Regions from separate parts of the Homo sapiens genome. Here region 2 is linked to region 1. Evidence: chromatin loops called from intact Hi-C (ENCODE). Cell type or tissue: mammary epithelial cell. All regions are shown on one strand. Links, peaks and the distances in the headings refer to the core of each region. The heading gives the core; the rest is flanking DNA. Region 1 overlaps SETBP1 (SET binding protein 1). Region 2 overlaps SETBP1 (SET binding protein 1).

What was found. Peaks named below come from ENCODE experiments on the same cell type or tissue, not always from the same donor. Only the 100,000 strongest peaks of a DNase experiment are listed, where the experiment ranks them.
Region 2: a loop joins it to region 1, with 2.6 times the contacts of the local background. A loop is called at or near these places in 2 of 110 quality-filtered maps.

Annotation. Positions count from the first base shown.
Region 1 is chr18:44,980,547-44,989,614 of GRCh38, reverse strand. The region is part of intron 4 of SETBP1 (SET binding protein 1); the gene reads right to left. Among named protein-coding and RNA genes, the nearest start is that of MIR4319, 15 kb to the right of the region's middle. In mammary epithelial cell, for the core only: no CTCF peak of the experiment used is centred there; no DNase peak of the experiment used is centred there.
Region 2 is chr18:44,689,359-44,698,426 of GRCh38, reverse strand. All of the region lies in intron 1 of SETBP1 (SET binding protein 1), which reads right to left. Among named protein-coding and RNA genes, the nearest start is that of SETBP1, 13 kb to the right of the region's middle. In mammary epithelial cell, for the core only: no CTCF peak of the experiment used is centred there; DNase peaks (open chromatin) are centred at 1,296, 4,876 and 5,186; H3K4me3 peaks cover 845 bases; H3K27ac peaks cover 3,719 bases.

The sequences.
Region 1 (9,068 bases), core at 392-8,391:
CCTGTTTGGAATTTCTTGGGCTTTCAGCTTCTGAGGATTGATGGCTTTCATCAATTCTAGAAATTCTTAAGGATTACATATTCAAATATCCTTTTCACTCTATTCCTTTTACTATCTCTTTTCTGGAGCGTCAATAAAATGTATGAAAAATCTGTTTTTTAACTTATGATTCTCTTAACCTTTGTTTCTACTGTTTTCTGTCTATATTACATATAATTTCTTTGGATCTATCTTCCAGTTCAGCAAATCTCTCTTTAGCTATTCCTAATTTGCTACATCATCCATCATTGTGTTTCTAATTTAAATTATTATGTATTTCATTTTTAGACTTTCTATTTGGGCAGTTTTCAAATCTACCTTGCCATATTTCATAATCTGTTGTACTTATTCTTTTGATGTTCTTCTTTACTTTTTAAAACATATTGAGCTTACTTATCTTGTAGTTGAGGGGATTCATATTTTTCCAGATATAGTGGGTCTAATTTTACTCCTTGTTGCTTCTGCTGAGTCTTATAAAAACTTGTTTCCTCATGTATTTTGCATTATCATATTTTATCATGATTTATGTTTTTGGCATTTCTTCTATGAGAACTATTTGAGTCATGGTTACTAAGTGCATTTTTCCAGAGATAATATGCACTTCCACTTGTTAGGTGCCTAAGGGTTCCACCAAACCAGGAGAATTTTAAACTAAAATTTTCATTTGGTCATTTGTAGTCACAAAGCAAGTACCTATTTTGACCCTGCTCCCCTGACCCCCTATTCATATGAGAACTGTCTTGAGATTAAGATTTCTCAGAGGTTACTGGCCCCTGCAACTATAGTGAAGACTATGATGGGCTATATGCTATTTCAGTCTTTTACTGAGGGTTTTGCCTTATAAAATACACTCTTTGAAAGGAATTTTTGGTCATACATCCTAGATTCCATGGGAATTACATTTGTTTTCTCTTCCCTATAAGCAACCAAATAAACCAAACAGTCTGAACATCCAGAAATAGGCAGATAGCTGCAGAAAAAGCCCATCAACTTTAAGGCTAGCTACCTCTTTGTATTAGAGGTTTCTTGTCAATTTTAGCATCTCAGAACCTGTACCCACATTTCTAACCTGAAAATACGTGTAAACAGATATCTTACACCTCATTCAGCTTTTAAACATTTTATATCAGAAAGGTTTTGAAGTATTTCTTGCCTGCTGTATCTTGTAAACAGAAACCTTTTATATTATTTTAATCCCAACGTCAATACACAATGACCCACTGACTTTTCTCCTTCTCCATTATCATCACTTATTTGTTCTTAGCCTTATTCAGGCAACCTGAAATTCAACTAATTAACTAGAGATGCTATATAATAATGTACAGTGTCTACTGAAAAGTCATTTTTAGCTTAGTTTTGTAAATATATCCTATGATGTGAATTTTATGCCGCTTTTCAAATCCTAGGTCGAAAGTTTTAAACATGATATTTGTGTCCCTTCTTTTCCAAATCGTATGAATGTGTATATATTTCTATTTTTTCTACAAAAGGGTGCATACTTTTCAGCAGATTCTAAAAGAACTATGTAGCTGTAACCTTTTAAAAAAAGGTTAAGAATTGCTTATCTTAGGAGAATATCAACAATTAAACAGGTTCACATTTATAGGAGAATTCTGGAAACTATGCCTGGGAAAAGGGAATGAAAAAATATCTCATGAGAAACAGTATATATAGCTGTATCTATATATGTCTGTCTATCTAACTGTAGATTGATCTATTTACATATAATCAAACACACATGGCCACACTCTCATACATACAGGCACATGCTGCTGTGCTACAACATAATAGTAAACAGGGTGAGAGACTAGGATTATTATCAATATTAAATTTGTTTTAATTATGTGTATTTTTCCACAGCAAGCTTAAAGATAATAAACTGCTTTATCTTCACGGAGAACCAAACCAATCATTGCTGAGAAACCTCTGACAGCGCTCCTATCTAAAATGGGTAATTCTAAACTAACATTACCCATCTTGACCTCCCGGCCAGACTTGGCTCCAAGTGATTTGGCTGTTTCCATAAATCACATCTTCCTTTCAAAGGCAAAGACATTTCAGATATTTAGAAGAATGTGGCAGGGCTTGAAAGAATTTCCAAGAGAGCTCCAAAGCATTTTGAGCAGAGGCAGCTGAACCAGAATCTGCATTGTCTAGTGATTGTTATTGATGGACAGGCAATAATCCTAATTGGGGGTTTGCGTACCACTGACTTCATGAGTCTCTGTGTTTTATGCTATCTTATTGCTGTCTGTCTCAAACATGTGTGACTAGAGAGTGGTCAGCAGGAAAACTCTGGGGGCTCTTCTGGAGAAGGAGCTTTAAATACAGTCATACATGGCATAACATTGTTTTGGTCAGTGACGGACCACATATATGTTAGTGGTCCCATAAAATTGTAGTGAAACTGAAAAACTCCTAAAATGCCTGGTGATGTTGTAAGCCACTACAATATCATAGAGGCTATTACACAATGCTTTATGCAAGTGTTTGTGGTGATGGTGGTATAAACAGATTTGTTGCACTGCTAGTCATGTGTAAGTTAGCACATAGGACTAGGTACGGTACATAATACTTAATAATGATAATAAACGACTATGTTACTGGTTTTAGTTACAATACAATACAATACAATACTATACTATACTATACTATACTATACTATACTATACTATACTAACTATTGTTATTTTAGAGTACACTCCTTCTACTTATAAAAAAAAGTTAACAGCCTCAGGCAGGTCCTTTAGGAGGCATTCCAGAATAAGCAAGGCATTGTTATTATAGGAGATGACAGTACCATACGTGTTATTGCCCCTGAAGACCTTCCAGTGGGACAAGCTATGGAGGTGGAAGTTGGTGATATTTATGATCTTGATGCTATGTAGGCCTAGGTGAATGTATCTGTTTGTGCCTCAGTTTTTAACCAAAAAGTTTAAAAGTAAAAAAAAAAAAAATCAAAATAAGAAAAGGCTTATAGAATAAGAATATAAGAAATATTTTGCACAACTGTAGAATGTGTTTTAATATAAGTATTACAAAAGTGAAAAAGTTAAAAACAACTTAACCTTATAAAGTAAAAAGTCACAGTAAGCCACATTTCATTTATTAATGAAGAAAGAAATTTTTTTATACATTTAGTGTAGAGCATTTATAAAATCTATAATAGTATATGGTAATGTCCTAGGCCTTCACAATCACTCACCACTCACTCACTGACTCACTCAGAGCAACTTCCAGTCCTATAATCTCCGTTCACAATAAGTGCGCTAGAGAGGCATACCATTATTTATCCTTGACACCGTATTTTTGCTGTACCTTTTCTATGTTTAGATACTCAAATGCTTACCATTGTGTTACAGTTATCTACAGTATTCAGTACTCTAACATGCTGGGCAGGTTTGTATCCTAGGAGCAAAAGGCTACACCATATAGCTTAGGTGTGTAGCAGGCTATCCTATCGAGGTTTGACTAAGTACACCATGATGTTCGCACTGGGATGGAGAGGTCTGGTTACGCACACCAGAAGAAGCAACATCATTTTGTAGTTGTTCCTTAGCTACTCTCTGCCATAATGTATATTTTTCTAACTCACTTTAAAACTAAAAATCTATAAATTGGTTGCTCTTTCCCTCTGGGAACAAGACTCTAGTGGAGTATTGAGTACTCTGGTTCTTGGCTCCAAATATTGTTTCTAAATCAAAAAGTCTTACATTAGCTTCCCCTGCAGGATCTCTGTGCCCTTCATTGTAAATCTGTGAGGAAATCATGGTACTTTTGGCAATGTAGCTGGCTAAAGGTTGAACAGTGAAAATGAACAATGGAGAATTCATAGCCCTAAAAGCAGATTACAAGTAATCCTGCAGATACTAAATGGTGGATTACAGAGTGATTACTGACAAATTGATAGACTGGTACCTAGACACTGTAAAAACTAAACAGTTGTACTGTAGATTTAAGTTAAGAACATTTAAAAGAAGAAAAAGAATCATTACTCAAGTAACTGTGCCCTTGCGTGAGATTCATATGAAATAAATAAGACTGTGCTCCTTGGTTGATTCCACAGCTTAAAATACTTCAACATTAATAAGTGTATTAAGCCCAAGCCAGAATTATTATTACTATTATATTATCACATGTACAGTTGTCTGGGCCACTTAAGACAGAGACAGAGGAATAGCATAGCTCCAGAGAAATAAAATCTGAACAAAACTAGACTCTGAACAAGTTACAAGTTATCTGAAAATGGAAACAATAGTACCTACTGCTTAGCTCTGAGGCACTGCCCATTTCTGGCAAATTAAGCAAGTAAACTTTTTTTTTTAAGACTTTCTTGTCAATTTTAGCATCTCAGAACCCCTACCCACATTTGTAACCTGAAAGCACATGTAGACAGATCTCTTACACCTCATTCAGTGTTTAAACATTTTATGTTCAAAAGGCGACAGTCTCTGTCGCCCAGTCTGGAGTGCAATGGCATGATCTCCGCTCACTGCAACCTCCGCCTCCTGGGTTCAAGTGATTCTCCTGCTTCAGCCTCCCGAGTAGCTGGGATTATAGGCGCACGCCACCACGACTGGCTAGTTTTTGTATTTTTAGTGGAGATAGGGTTTCACCATGTTGGCCGGGCTGGTCTCGAACTCCTGACCTCAGGTGATCTGCCCGCCTTGGCCTCCCAAAGTGCTGAGATTACAGATGTGAACCACTGCGTCCGGCCTAAGCATGTAAACTTTGAATTATGTAAACTTAAAATTCGTGCCTTCTCTGCAAATTAAGCATGTAAACTTTAAATCACTGCAAGGTACATTAGCAATGATAATAATTAGTAACATGATAACCAACCAACTCATAGTGCCTCTTACATGTCAGGCAACATGACAGAAAAATGCTTTAGAGGTGTGACCTCATTTAATCCACACCACATCCTGATGACATATAATAATAATGCCAACATCACTTCATCATTGTACATCATTCTGTAGTTATAGCATATATGGCAGGGGTCCCCAAACCCAAGGCCATGGACTGGTATGCTGTTAGGACCTGGGCTGGACAGCAAGAGTTAAGCGGCAGGTGCAGGAGGAGTGAGCATTACCGCCTGAGCTCCGCCTCCTGTCAGATCAACAGCAGCATTAGATTCTCATAGGAGCCTGAACCCTATTGTGAACTGCCCATGTGAGGGATCTAGCTTGCATATTCCTAATCAGAATCTAATGTCTGATGATCTGAGGTGGAACAGTTTCTTCCTGAAATTATCCTCCCTTCTCCGCACCCCACTCCCCTGCCCTGCCTGTCTGTGAAGAAATTGTCTTCCACAAAACCAGTCCCTAGCACTAAAAAAGTTGAGGACCACTGATACATGGTTTTTGTTTTTGTTTTTCCCAAGACGGAGTCTTGCTCTGTCTCCCAGGCTAGAGTGCAACCTCAGCTCACTGCAACCTCTGCCTCCCAGGTGCAAGCAATTCTCCTGCCTCAGCCTCCTGACTAGCTGGGATTACAGGCTCATGCAACCACGCCCGGCTAATTTTTGTATTTTTAGTAGAGACGGGGTTTCACCATGTTAGCCGGGGTGGTCTCGAACTCCTGACCTGTGATCCACCTGCCTCAGCCTCCCAAAGTGCTGGGATTACAGGCATGAGCCACTGCACCTGGCCTATATGGTATTTTGATTCTGTACCTTTTCTAAGATGGCCAGGTCAGGAACAACAATCTTTTGACAAATGCAAAATTGAAGTTGAGAAAAGGTGAGTCACTTGTTCAATGACAGACAGCAAACAGATATTTAGTCTCTGGGTTCTTCCCAAAGTTCCATACCATCACAGACCAAAGGAATGGAGTGGCAAGCAGGGGGTTATTTAACCAGGTGATGGGCTCATGGCTGTTGCCAAGCCTAGAAGAAAGCACTCAGCTGGCATGAGCTGATTACCATTTCTGGTGTTACTCAGCAAGAAAAATAAGGCCTGCTGCTGCAGCAGGAGGGACTGAAAATGAGACTTGAAAATCTGCTCCTACAAGAAGGGCAATGGGACAGTGGTTAGGAGTATGGGCTCTGGAATTGGGCTTGGGGCAAATCTTGGCTCTACTCCATGTGGGCTCTATGACCTTGGAAATCTACTTCTTCACTCCATGCCTCATGTCCCTGATTTGTATAATGGGGGTAAGAGTGTCCCTAGTTCTTAGAGCTGGTTGGTGGAAAAATAAAGTTATGCATACGAAACACTTAGAATAGCACCTAACATTTCACAAGCCCTCAAATTAATTATTATTGGAATGAACTTGACCATAACAGAAAATGCATCTGAAGGAGGCTACGTGTACCTGTTTTTCCCCAATCACGTTTTGATACGCACAAAATCTGTCTGCTTGAAGAAATGCCTCCAACTCTATGATTCTATAAACTAAAATGCTTCTGTTCATGTTCTCTCTCCTCTCATTTTTCAATGTTCATAATCATGATTTACTCAATTGGCCTGGCTTCCACTGAATAAGTTACCTACAAGGCCTGGTGGTCTGGAGGTTGAGGGTCCACAGGAAATATTAGACAGGGGTTTTCGGTGACTTCTCAGGGGGCCCACATACCATAATTGCAGTTATAGTCAGGGCTGAAGTTAAGCATCCCATGACCTTGTAAAGTCCCTTAATTGTTCTAGGCCTTGGTGTCACCATCTATAAAATCAGCATAGAAACACGGCTGCCCTCAGGCCAGGGACTGGGTTTAGCAGAGCAAACTAGTACTGAAACCCATGACTCCTCACTAAAGCTTGGAGTGTCCCCCATGATGTCATACTCACTTCCAAGCCTTTAAATGTAGAAGTCAAAAAGGGTTTTAAGATTAGCCTTCATAAACCAGCAGAAATTATATGACCCACTGGGAACAGAAATAAAATAAGAGGAAGCATCATATATTCTGCTGCAGAAGAAATACATAAATGATAGAGCTTTCAGTCTCTATATTTATCTATGTTGATGACTACTTCGCTTATCACTCACTAAATCTGTTATTTTACTTGTATGGATAAACTCAAAAAGCTATGCTCTTGCTTGATTGAATATGCTTTTCAACAACTCATGACAAACTCAGAAGAGGAGGGAAAAAAATGCAAGTCGAACCAGAGCCATAAATTTAAAAAGAGTTTAGGCAGGGAATACCCTAAATGATATAATAATCACAGAATCATCCAAATTAGATGTGGAAGCATGGAGCTCTGGCTCTGGCCCCCTGAGGCGACTGCTCCAGGAAGCCAAGGTGTGTGGATCTTCCAGCCGGCGGCCCCTGCCTCCCCAGCCCGGCACTCTGCCATATGCTTGCTTCCCAGGCTTTTTGCTTGTGCGCATTTCAATGATGCTACCATTTTCCTCACCCAATTTGTATATTTTACACCTGTATAGGATAATGTTATTGGAAGTGTCATTTATTCCAGAGCTGTGAAACCACAAATGGTGACTTACTCTACAGCAACTTCAGTTCACACAATCAAGCAATTGAGAGGCTTTTACTACCTTCAACTCCACCCCACCTTCCCCAAACTTTCGCTTTATGGGGTGTTTTTTTATGCTTCCTACAATAAGCTTGCTCTGAATATAAATGCACATTTCCAATGTATATGGCACTTTTGAACAGCGTGAATAGAAAATCTTGGAAAGATGCTACAGTGAAGCAACTGCAAACGTTAATACCCTGTTGTTTTTACTGCTAATTAGAAACAAAACACAAGTTCGACCTTATTGTAGGCTAATCAGCTATTAAAACTAAGGGCTTCTTAAAAAAAATCAAATCTGGTTGCCTTCTTTAGACATACGAAAAAGCGGGGGAAAAAGAAGCAACCAAAAGGGGGCACATGCTTTAAAATTCTTCCCTTATTCTTCTCTATGCCGATGTAGATTCACTGAGTGGTTCTGATGTAAAAGGTAAATGTGGGCAAGGCAGCCAGTAGTCTCAGGGCAAAGATGTGGCTGCCATAATAACCCCTGGATGCTCTTCTCTTGCAAAGTCCTGTTATTGTCAGAAAGATGAATTCTAAAACAACTCTATATTGTGCAATCTGCAGATTTTATTGACAAAGGTGTCAAGTCCCACAGAACTGAAAGTTGTTTCCCTTGTCATGAAATAAATAAGCAGGTTTGCTGGTGCTTCCAGCTTTATTCAGTTTGCTTAGATACAAGGTGACTGTAAGCATTGATTCCGTGTAAGACTGGATATAGATTTTTTAAGGGAGGTACATGTTCTGGGAGTTAGAGTCACCTCCTGAAGCCAACTGGCTCTGTAGCTTGGCTCAGGGATCCAAGGAGAGACAGAAAGAAACTGCTGGAACCTGAGAGATTACGGTGAGAGTCGGGGCAAGTGAGCTGGCTGCAGTTTTGGGCCTCTGCCTCAGGGATTCACAGGATGTTACGGCTGGAATTGAGGGCCTTGAAGATCACGCAGAATTATGTTTCTCAAACTTAAGGGTGCATCGGTTTTTAATAGATTATTGTTCTCCTGCTTCAGAGGTTCTCATTTAATAGGTCTGAGATAAGGCCTGAGAATTTGCATTTCAAACAAGTTCTCAAATGAGGCAGATGCTATTGGTCTGGGGACCACTTTAACTTTGGGAACCACTGATTTAATGCAATTCTTTCTTTTTACAGATGCATAAACTGAGGCCCAGGCAGAAGTACTGATCTGCGAAGGCCAAAACCAACAGCCTGTCCATGAGAGCTAGGTCTAGAAGACCCATATTTCTTGCTTTCAAACCTGGGCTCCTACTGCTTCCCTAGGACCATGCTTTGCAACCTCTTACCCTGCTACACATGACCATAACCTTAACCTAGAGCTGTGGAAACTGTTTCTGAAACTGGCAGCAGGGATGGGCTCTTGTCTTCCTGCTGGAGGCCTGCACCTTCTGTGCCTTCAGTGAAGGTGAGCAGCCCCAGTGCTTGAGAAAAAGGAAAAAGCCTTTCAAGGCTCCTCAACCTCCCTGCCTCTCCCTCCTCTGACAAAGTTTCCGTTTGTAAGAGACGGGAGAGGCACGGGAGGTCGGGGCTATTCA
Region 2 (9,068 bases), core at 509-8,508, 290 kb after region 1:
GTCATGGCAAAGTCATGAACTTCCTTGAATGTTGTGCTAACGAGTTTGGATTTTATCTTACAGGTAATGGGAAGCCATTTAAGGAATGGCAGTGGAGAAGGAATAATATCAAATCTAAGCTTTAGGAAGATAATTCTGGTACATGGTGTGAGGGTTGGATTAAGGGAATCTGATGTTAGAGGCAGGGGGCCATAAGAAAGTTCAGCTGAAATTTCATTCACATTGCTTGAAGACCCAAACCAGGGCAATGTGAGTATGTCATAATAAATACTGTAGGTAAAACAGTAATGCAGTTTCAAATAGCCTTAATCTTTAGGAATTCATCTATTCCAGACTTTTCATACTGATCTCGCCTTAAAAGACCAAAGCAAATTAGCCACCAACTTGCAGTAACTACTCAAGTCAAACCAGTCTCCACAGCAATGTTATACATAGTTCTTTCTGTATTTTTTAAAATACACAGAATCTGTTCTTATATCCACTTCCTCTCATCCTTGCAATGCCGGCCATGCAATTGGTGTTCCCCAAATGTTTGTTGCACGAAGGAATGAATAAACAAATGAATAAAAAGATCCCAAGCCTTTCCATATTTCCAGATCATCCCCAAGTCTTCAATTCTCCATGGCAACATTCTGTAAACTCCAGACCGTGGTGCTCACTCCTTGGCCGGACTGACATTGCACCCAGCTGTATAGTTCGCCACTAAATACCAGCCTTGTATTGTCTTCTAGCTGTTCTGGGCATATAAATCTTATTTCTCTAACATGATTGCAGCTCAGCCTCAGGTTGAGCCTAACTGTAGTTGTATAATGCTGACATTACCTATAGCATCCATTGCAGGACTGGGTGCTTGGAGGATTTCAAGGTTTTTCTGAATGAAAATGGCTTCGCCCTCTGACAGCTATTCAAAGTCGTGTAGTTCAAATTACTCCCACTGCAGCTCCACCCACCCAGGCAGCAGCCCCAGCCAAATTTGCTGCCTATCCTGAGGATTATAATCCAGCCCCTGGTGTCCATATGTGACCCTCATCTTAGACAAATAAAATAAAATAAGTTTTCAAAAGAAACAGCAAAGAAACCTAACCTGTCTGTTTACTTCATCAGCACACAAAGCTGTTGTTCTCCTTTAGCTTCCTTCCCAGCACGTACCTGCCTCCCCAAATTCACAGCTCAATTTTTTGGTGAGTCTGGGTATCAACTGCGAGTCCTCTTGTGATTCAGCCCTGCCAAAATGCGCGTGTGAGCACACGCACAGGCTCACGCACTCAGAGTTGGGGAAGCCAAGGCAAGGTAAAAATGTTTTGCCTTGTCACATTCCAGCAGTCAGTGACTCCTCCTGAGGGGGCGGGCACACAATGGACACTCTGTACTTGGCTCAGGCCTTCAGTCCAACAAAAGTTAACTCTTCTATGACTGCCTGCAGGACTTGGGCAGGGGCGGCAGTGGGGGCTGGGAGTGGAGGAGGATTGGAAAGATAAAATTGCTTAGGAGATAACAGCCTTGTCGGCCCCAGGCAAACAAAAGGGCAAGGAAAAGAAACAGATGTATTTAGAAAGAATACTGAGATAGGAGTCCAAAACTTTGTCTTTATTCCTAGCTCTGCTGTTCACAGGCAGTCAGATGCTAGACAAGCCACTATGAGTCTTTTACCCACACTTTGTGGATCTCTTATGACCCACACTTGCCTTAGCAATGAATGGGTTGGGACGAAAGTCTGTTTCATACTTAACACTTTGTAATTTTGCCCTGCAGAGCCATAGACCTATGGGTACACTCCAAAATGAACAGCATGAACCTAAAGAATTATTTCTCTGAATGGCCAGGGGAATCCTGCTTGGCTAGATGTGACTTATACCCAAATAAGTTCCAGAGTACATCCTCCCTCCCCTCCAAAACTGCTAGATAGAATATTTTTCCTAGTCTAAAATACATTCTCCAACTGGGAATTCTTACTTATTCTGAAGCCTGGTGGAAATGCAAGTTCTCGAGCTCTACTTACTGAATCAGGGCTCCAGAGCTGGGACCCAACACGCCAGCTTTTACCAAGCCCTCTCAGTGGTTCTGATGGCCTAGAGTCAGAACCAGTGCCTTAGACTGTGCCTGGTCTATATGATTACCCCTGTCAAGTTGCTAGATCATAGGTATTATTATTGAGTACATGAGGGTATTTCTCCCTTACAGCAGTATTGTGAGTCTCTTGGGAACAGGCAGGACTTGTGTCGTATTCATCCACAAAATCCTAACACCTAGCACCATGGCCAACACATAATCAACACTCAAGAAATGCTGGATGGCTGAATTAACAAGTGAACAAAGCAACTCAAGCTGGGCTTCCCAGCATCATTTATTCACCTCCCTCTTCTGCTTTGCCCAGGTGCCATGCACATACAGGCCATTGTCATCCTGACTGTTGCTTTCCAAAAGGACAAGGTGGTAGAGATAGGGCCCTTAGTATATTCAACAGGAGTCAAAAGAAATGAATTCCTGGCCTAGTTCTGCCACTTAGGAGCCTTCATAAGCCTCTTTCAGCCTCAGTGTCTCATCAATGAACAGAAAAAAAAAAAAAAGGTGGTTTCCCAGCCTACTTCACTAGCTTATTATTTTTACTTTTTAAAAAAATTTTACTGTATTTCTTGGTAGTAGAACTCCATGCTCCTTATTACAAAATAAACACATGAACAACACGTGCACCTCTCAGGTCTTAAAGGCAAACAATCCCAAACACAGGAAGAGTACTCGGCTTCATTCCTGAACTTTTGCAAACTTCCCCAAGCTCTTCATCCTCAGTCCTCCCTCGGCTCTGGACTCTGCAAATTCCCATACCACAAGGCATTTCTTTCATCTTCACACGTAAAACACACTGGGCTGACCAGATAATTCTCAGGCTAGAACTTTTTGCCTCAAAATTTTGTAGCATGTCTTTCAGCATTTAAACTAATGAAGGGAAAACAGAGGCTGGCCTGATTTGGTTTCCTCTTTAGGCAACTTGCTTTATGTGTTTATAATTGAAGACTTTCTTTTTCATTATGTTAGAATTTTATTAATGACAAAATGAGTGTAGTGTGGAGCTCTCTCCCTTTAATTTTCCTGGAACATAATGAGCCTTTTGGATCTGTAGATGCAGGTTCTTTCTAGTTCAGGAATGTTCCCTTCAATTATTCCTTTGGTAATTTCTTCCATTAAATGGTTCTGGCTTCTTTCGAAGTTTTTCCTGTAATTCTGAGTTTAGAGCTCTCATCTCTGTTCTCCATTTCTATCATTTTCTCTCTCACTGCTTTTCTTTCCTTCTTTTGCCTTGTGGGAGAGCATACCCCAATCTGTTCTCCATAATACCAATTTGATTCTATTTTCCATGCCCCCTTTGCCTTTATTGACTTCACTGTGGATTTTTTTTTAATTCTGCAATTGCACATTTTGTATCCCTGCAATCTTTCTTTACTTTATGCATCCACTTTTCAGCTGATTCTGATGTCTTTTCATCAGCATGCTCCGTCCTTGTTTCTTAATGCTCCTTTTCCATGGGTCATACTTCTTGTCAAAGATGCCAGGTAGCTTTCTGAAACTCTAATGTTGCTGTTGGATTAACTAATTTTCCTGATATTGTTCCTTTTACCTTGTTTTAAGTGTTTCTTCCACCTCAGGAGGGCTTGTGTTGGGTTCTGTTTCTTTGCTCACACTCTGATGAGGAGAGAGCCTGGCCTACAGAGGAAGTACTGGACTACCTTCTACCCATTGTGAAGCCAGTCACATCCTCCTCTTCGAGCTACTCCTCTTACCAGAGACCATATCAAGTTCTAGTGAACAGTAACCAGGGATGCAATGAAGCTAGTGCCTATGGGTTCATAAGAGCCCACTGTGTGTATCTCTCCCCAACTCCACATTCAGTGGCATTAAGTTGGTAGCTTAAAATGCAGCCATGGAGTGCGGTGGCGCATGTCTGTAATCCCAGCACTTTGGGAGGCTGAAGTGGGCAGATCACCTGAGGTCAGGAGTTCGAGACCAGCCTGGCCAACATGGCTAAACCCCATCTCTACTAAAAACACAAAAATTAGTCGGGCGTGGTGGCATGCACCTGTAATCCCAGCTACTCAGGAGGCTGAGGCAGAAGAATCACTTGAACCCAGGAGGCTCAGGTTGCAGAGAGCCGAGATCGCACCACTGCACTCCAGCCTGGGCAAGGGAGCTCAGCCATGGTGGGAGTGTTTACACCATAAGAACGAGCAAACTTTACAAGTCAGTGCTTTTAAAAAATCTGGAAAACAGGGTGTTAAGCATATACTAGAACACCACTGAGAGTAAACATCCATCTACTATTGTTTTGCTGAACTGAGAAAAGTCTTTTCTGTTGGATTCACAAAAACAGCTGAACAGCTAAACTTCACAATATGCTCTATGACAAAGACTCCATGCTCACCTCAGAACTTTACTTGAAGCAACATCTCTGCCCAGAAGTCAATGCCCTTCTTCCACTCCTCCCAGAACTCCCCTTCCCACTCTTGCCCATTTGTCTTCTGAGAGCTATAGTCTTTGAGAATATGCATAATGATGTCAGGGAGGGAAGTCTTTAGCTGGTTTTGTTCAAGCTGCCCATACAGTAGACTTGATGACTGCCTGCTTTTCTGGTTGACAGAAACTGATTAAGAAAGCAAATGGTGTAAAAAGATGGAGTGTGATCCTACTTAATTACAGATGAGGAAGAAATTGTATTTTCAACCTAGACTCATTGGCCTATAGTTATAAGAATCTCTTGTCAGGTTCTGGCAAGAGACTGACTGTCTGACTTTGGCTTTGGGAGTGGTTGATTATTCATCCTTCTTTATGTCTTCTAAGGTATTTTGGTGGGGAGTCACAAGTGACTTCATGGGACTTTGCATGCACCTGGAATCTTCCTCTTGCTCCCCTGGAGTTAGACTTCTTCATTACTCAGGCTGAGGTTAAATGCCTCTTCCCTGAGCATCGCAAACCAGATCATAACTCCCCTTTTTGTGCCTTTGTAGGCCAGAACTTGTCTTTCCTAACATTAATTATATAATTAAATATTTGTGCCATTCTTGGTTTCAAACTCTGCCTTCTCCACTAGATGATAAGCCCTTGAAGGGTAAGACCTGTGCCTATTTGGCTCACCATGGTCACCCCCAGGGCTTGGCACAGTTTCTGATACAGAGAGACACTCCAAATTACTCATTCGGTGAATGTTGAATGAGAGGCCAGACAGACACCACTTGACTCAGCTGCCTATAACTAAGTAATCTTTCCGGAATTCCTTCCAGCTGCAGAAACACCCAGAGTAAATGCTCCACAACACTGGTAAATCTAGCAGGTGACCCAACTCTTACCTAGCTCTCAATCGGCAAGAGCAAGGGCAGCTCTACACCATGGTTCTCTGACCCTGAAGATACATCACCTGTCTATAGCAAAGGACAAAGCTCCTACTCAGTGGTGTTTTTATACTCTGCACTTGTGTGGTAAGTTCCTGATCACATTTTACCTCTTCCAAGCAGCATTTCCAGACTACTTCACCTACCACATGCTCTAGCAGCATCTCGTAAGCTGCAGATCTCCCAAGTCCCACTGATGGGCATTACTGTATATGATTCCCTGATAGGTCCTCTGTTTAGCTGGCCCTTTCTCCTTTCTCTACTTGGTTAACTCTTGTTATCCTGCAAGAATTGGGTCAGATTTCACCTCCTTCATGGAGACTGGCTGGACCCTCCTTTTCTACCTCTTCCTGCATACACATGTGCACAGACACACACACGCACGGTCTTGCTCTCACTTCCCTGGTCATTCTGCTCTCACAAAGCATTTGGCAAGCTCTGTTTCAACATTTTAATTACCTGCCTCTCTCTCCCACTAGACCACAAGCTCCATGAGGACAAGGGCTATATTTTAAATGAGTCTCTGCACAGCTGGAAGCATAGAGAACACTGGGAGTAACTGTCCAACAGTAAGTGTTCAAGCCATGTTTCTCCTTAAAAAGAAGAATGGAAGCAGTTCTGACTTGATGACATAGGTTTAGATTTCTTAGCCTCCCTTTTCCACTTAGTAATTGTGTTCTTAGGAAACATTTTTAATCTTTTCAAGTCTCATTTGGAAATGGGGTAATAATCCTACCTCAAGGATTGTTTCAAGAAGTAAAGATTAAATGAGATAATAATTATGAAAGAACATACTGGGATCACCTTAGTAAGTGTGCAAACTTTTTTGTTACATTTGATTTACTCCCATAGTTGATCACCAAGCTAGCATTTGACTAAGTGCCACCCTCTCTTCTAAGACTCCAAGTCAAGCCCTGAGGGACAGGAGTTGAAGACCAACCTCCTCCATCTTGCTACACAGTGAGAAGCACAGACAACTTGTTTCCTTTGCATCTGCTAACCTGACCATTTAGCTGTTGTTTGATTATTGCTCTTCTCTTGTTTCCAGTTTGTCTCATGGAGGAAATAATACTGGGTACAGTCAGGAATTCCACATTCTAATCCCTCCTCCACCATTTAGAGCTGGTGGCCTTGGGCAAGTTCCTTTTTCTCCCTGAGTCTTCCCATCATTATATGTAGAATTGGGACCAGAGAACATGAGTTCAACCCTGTGGCCCCTTCCAGCTCTGACATTCCCAGGTACTGAGCCTTGTCTCCTCAACCAGAAGCCCTTCAAAGCCAGGGCTGGTACCTTCCACCTTTTTATCAGATTCTGCTGACTCTGCAGCTCAGCCTGGCTGGGCTGGCTGAGCCTAAGACAAAACTAAGCATATGCCGTTAGTCTCTGTACTCAGGGATCTCTATGATAAGGAAAGGAGATGAAACTTCTGAGACCTGAGGTCTGACATACTATCCATTAACCAACAGTTCCAGCTGTAGCTGTAAAAAACAGTGTCTCCTCTGGGAACCAATAACACAACACAACAGCATGACCCTTGTGTCTTTGCTCCCTGGTGAAAAATCTCTACAATCCTGCCTGGGCCAATCAAGTTTGCAGGTTGAGCTGTGGCTTTGATGCGTTACTTGTGCCTGTGTTCCTCTGTGCAGTCAAGGAAAAGTGTTCTCTTGTAGTGAAAGGGTTGGGGGGCGGGGGGTGGTTAAACATTACCACTAACTTGTGCTGAGCTCTTTACAGTCATTATCAATTTAATTCACACAACAGCACTGTGATGCAGAAGATCTTGTCCTCATTTTACAGACCTGGAAATTAAGGTCCAGAAAGGTTAATGATTTACTCAAGAGCACACACTTTCTGTGCCAGATTCACAATCAAATCGAGGTATATATGATTACAAAGCCTCTTAGTTTGACATCATGAGGTATCTAAAACACAAAGTGATGCCAACTTTTGACCAAAAGTTGTTAGTTGCTTCTACATACATGAGTTCTAAAACCAGTGTGCCATCTGAATTGCCACGTCACTTAAACTCTCTTGGGCATCAGTTTTCTCATCTGCCTTTTCTAATTCTCCTCACAGAATCTTGCAGGAAAAAAAGGTAAATAATATGTGTAGCACAATACCAAAATAGGTTAAATACAGTAGATTTGAAAGAAGTAATTGTGACCATAATATTTCCTGTCCAAGCAGGGAGGAGGAATTCACATCGTAAAGAAAATAATCTGAATTGTTAACATACATCAGGTATTCTCTAAGTTTATTTACGTTTTTCATCTGATTTAAGTTTATTATACTATTTAACCCTGATTTACTAACTGATTTTAACCCAGAGACACATCCATTTTACAGATAAGAAAATTAAAGTTGAGGGATTTGTTGAAATCACAGGGGCAGTTGTGTCTGACTCCAAATGTTATTTGAACCATAGAGCCACCAGTCTTCAAATATTCTGTATTAGTGGTCCCTGAAAACTCTGGTCCTCCACCACACCATTTATAAATTGAGGAAGGAATTGGTAGACATACTTGGAGGCAATGAGGATAAACTGAACCATCTAACAGATAATAATAAAGTCTTTCAAAGTTCTCTTTCACCTCACTACCTGTTCAGTTTTAATTCAAATTCCTTGACTTCTCAACCGTCTGATTAAGCCATTGCTTTGTTCATTGTCATTTGAACATAAAGTGTAATCTGGCACGTATATGTTTGTGCTTCTGCTGCAAAGGAGATGCTAAGCATACCAGAGAACTAAACAAATATCAGCTCCACTTCCCTTTCTCTGTGATATATCTCCTCTAGCTACCTTGTACTGTCATTAAACATTGTCTTGTTACTGAATCTTGTTTATTTCCTTCTCCAATTATACATTAAACACTTGGAAATAAGTACCAGTATCACAAGAGTTTTATGTTCCCCAGAGCGGCCCATCCCCATTCCAAATGCTTATATACAATTTCATTTCTTGTTCTAAAGATACCTCTTTTGAACCCCATGCTGAAGAGCTGGTAGCGGACAGGACCTAGCAGCAGGAGGCAGAGTCAGCTGTCAGCGTTCTTTCATGTGTGCTATGTGTGGAAGTCTCTGACAGGCACACCCACCTGCTCCCCAAGACTGCTCTCCCTGCACTTGGAAAGCTGTGGGCATGCCTCCCCATTTCAGCTTAGGGGAGATGAATCCTTGGCCTGTTTCCTACAGGACACCATCCCATCTGTCTTGCTGCCTTACACTCCACAGAGCCCTATGCTGAACTGTTCTCCTTTCTCCCTCTACATTCCCAAATGGATGATCTTCCCTGCTGCTCCATACCTACCCAAGACTATTCCATTGTCAAGGACTCAGCTCAAGTTCCACCTACTCCTCAAAGCTTTCTCTGATCTGACTAACCCTTGGAGACACTAAACCCCTCGGGCTCCCACTACAATTCAGCACTTAGACCTAAATGGCTGGCTGCTGCTACTCCTCCCCTGGTTTTCATGGGCTCTTAGAGCATCTTTCACTCCATCTCTTGGGATCCCCATGGCACCCATCAGAGTCTGGTCACAATCAATAATAATGTCAATGAACAAACCAATTTTTGCTAATTCAGAGAGTTGGAAGGTTGATTAGTTTGAATTATAACAGGCACATTGAGTCTGACATAGAGGGCCCTGGGTTTTATCCTTCTCACTGTGGACAGAAGACCTCGGACCACA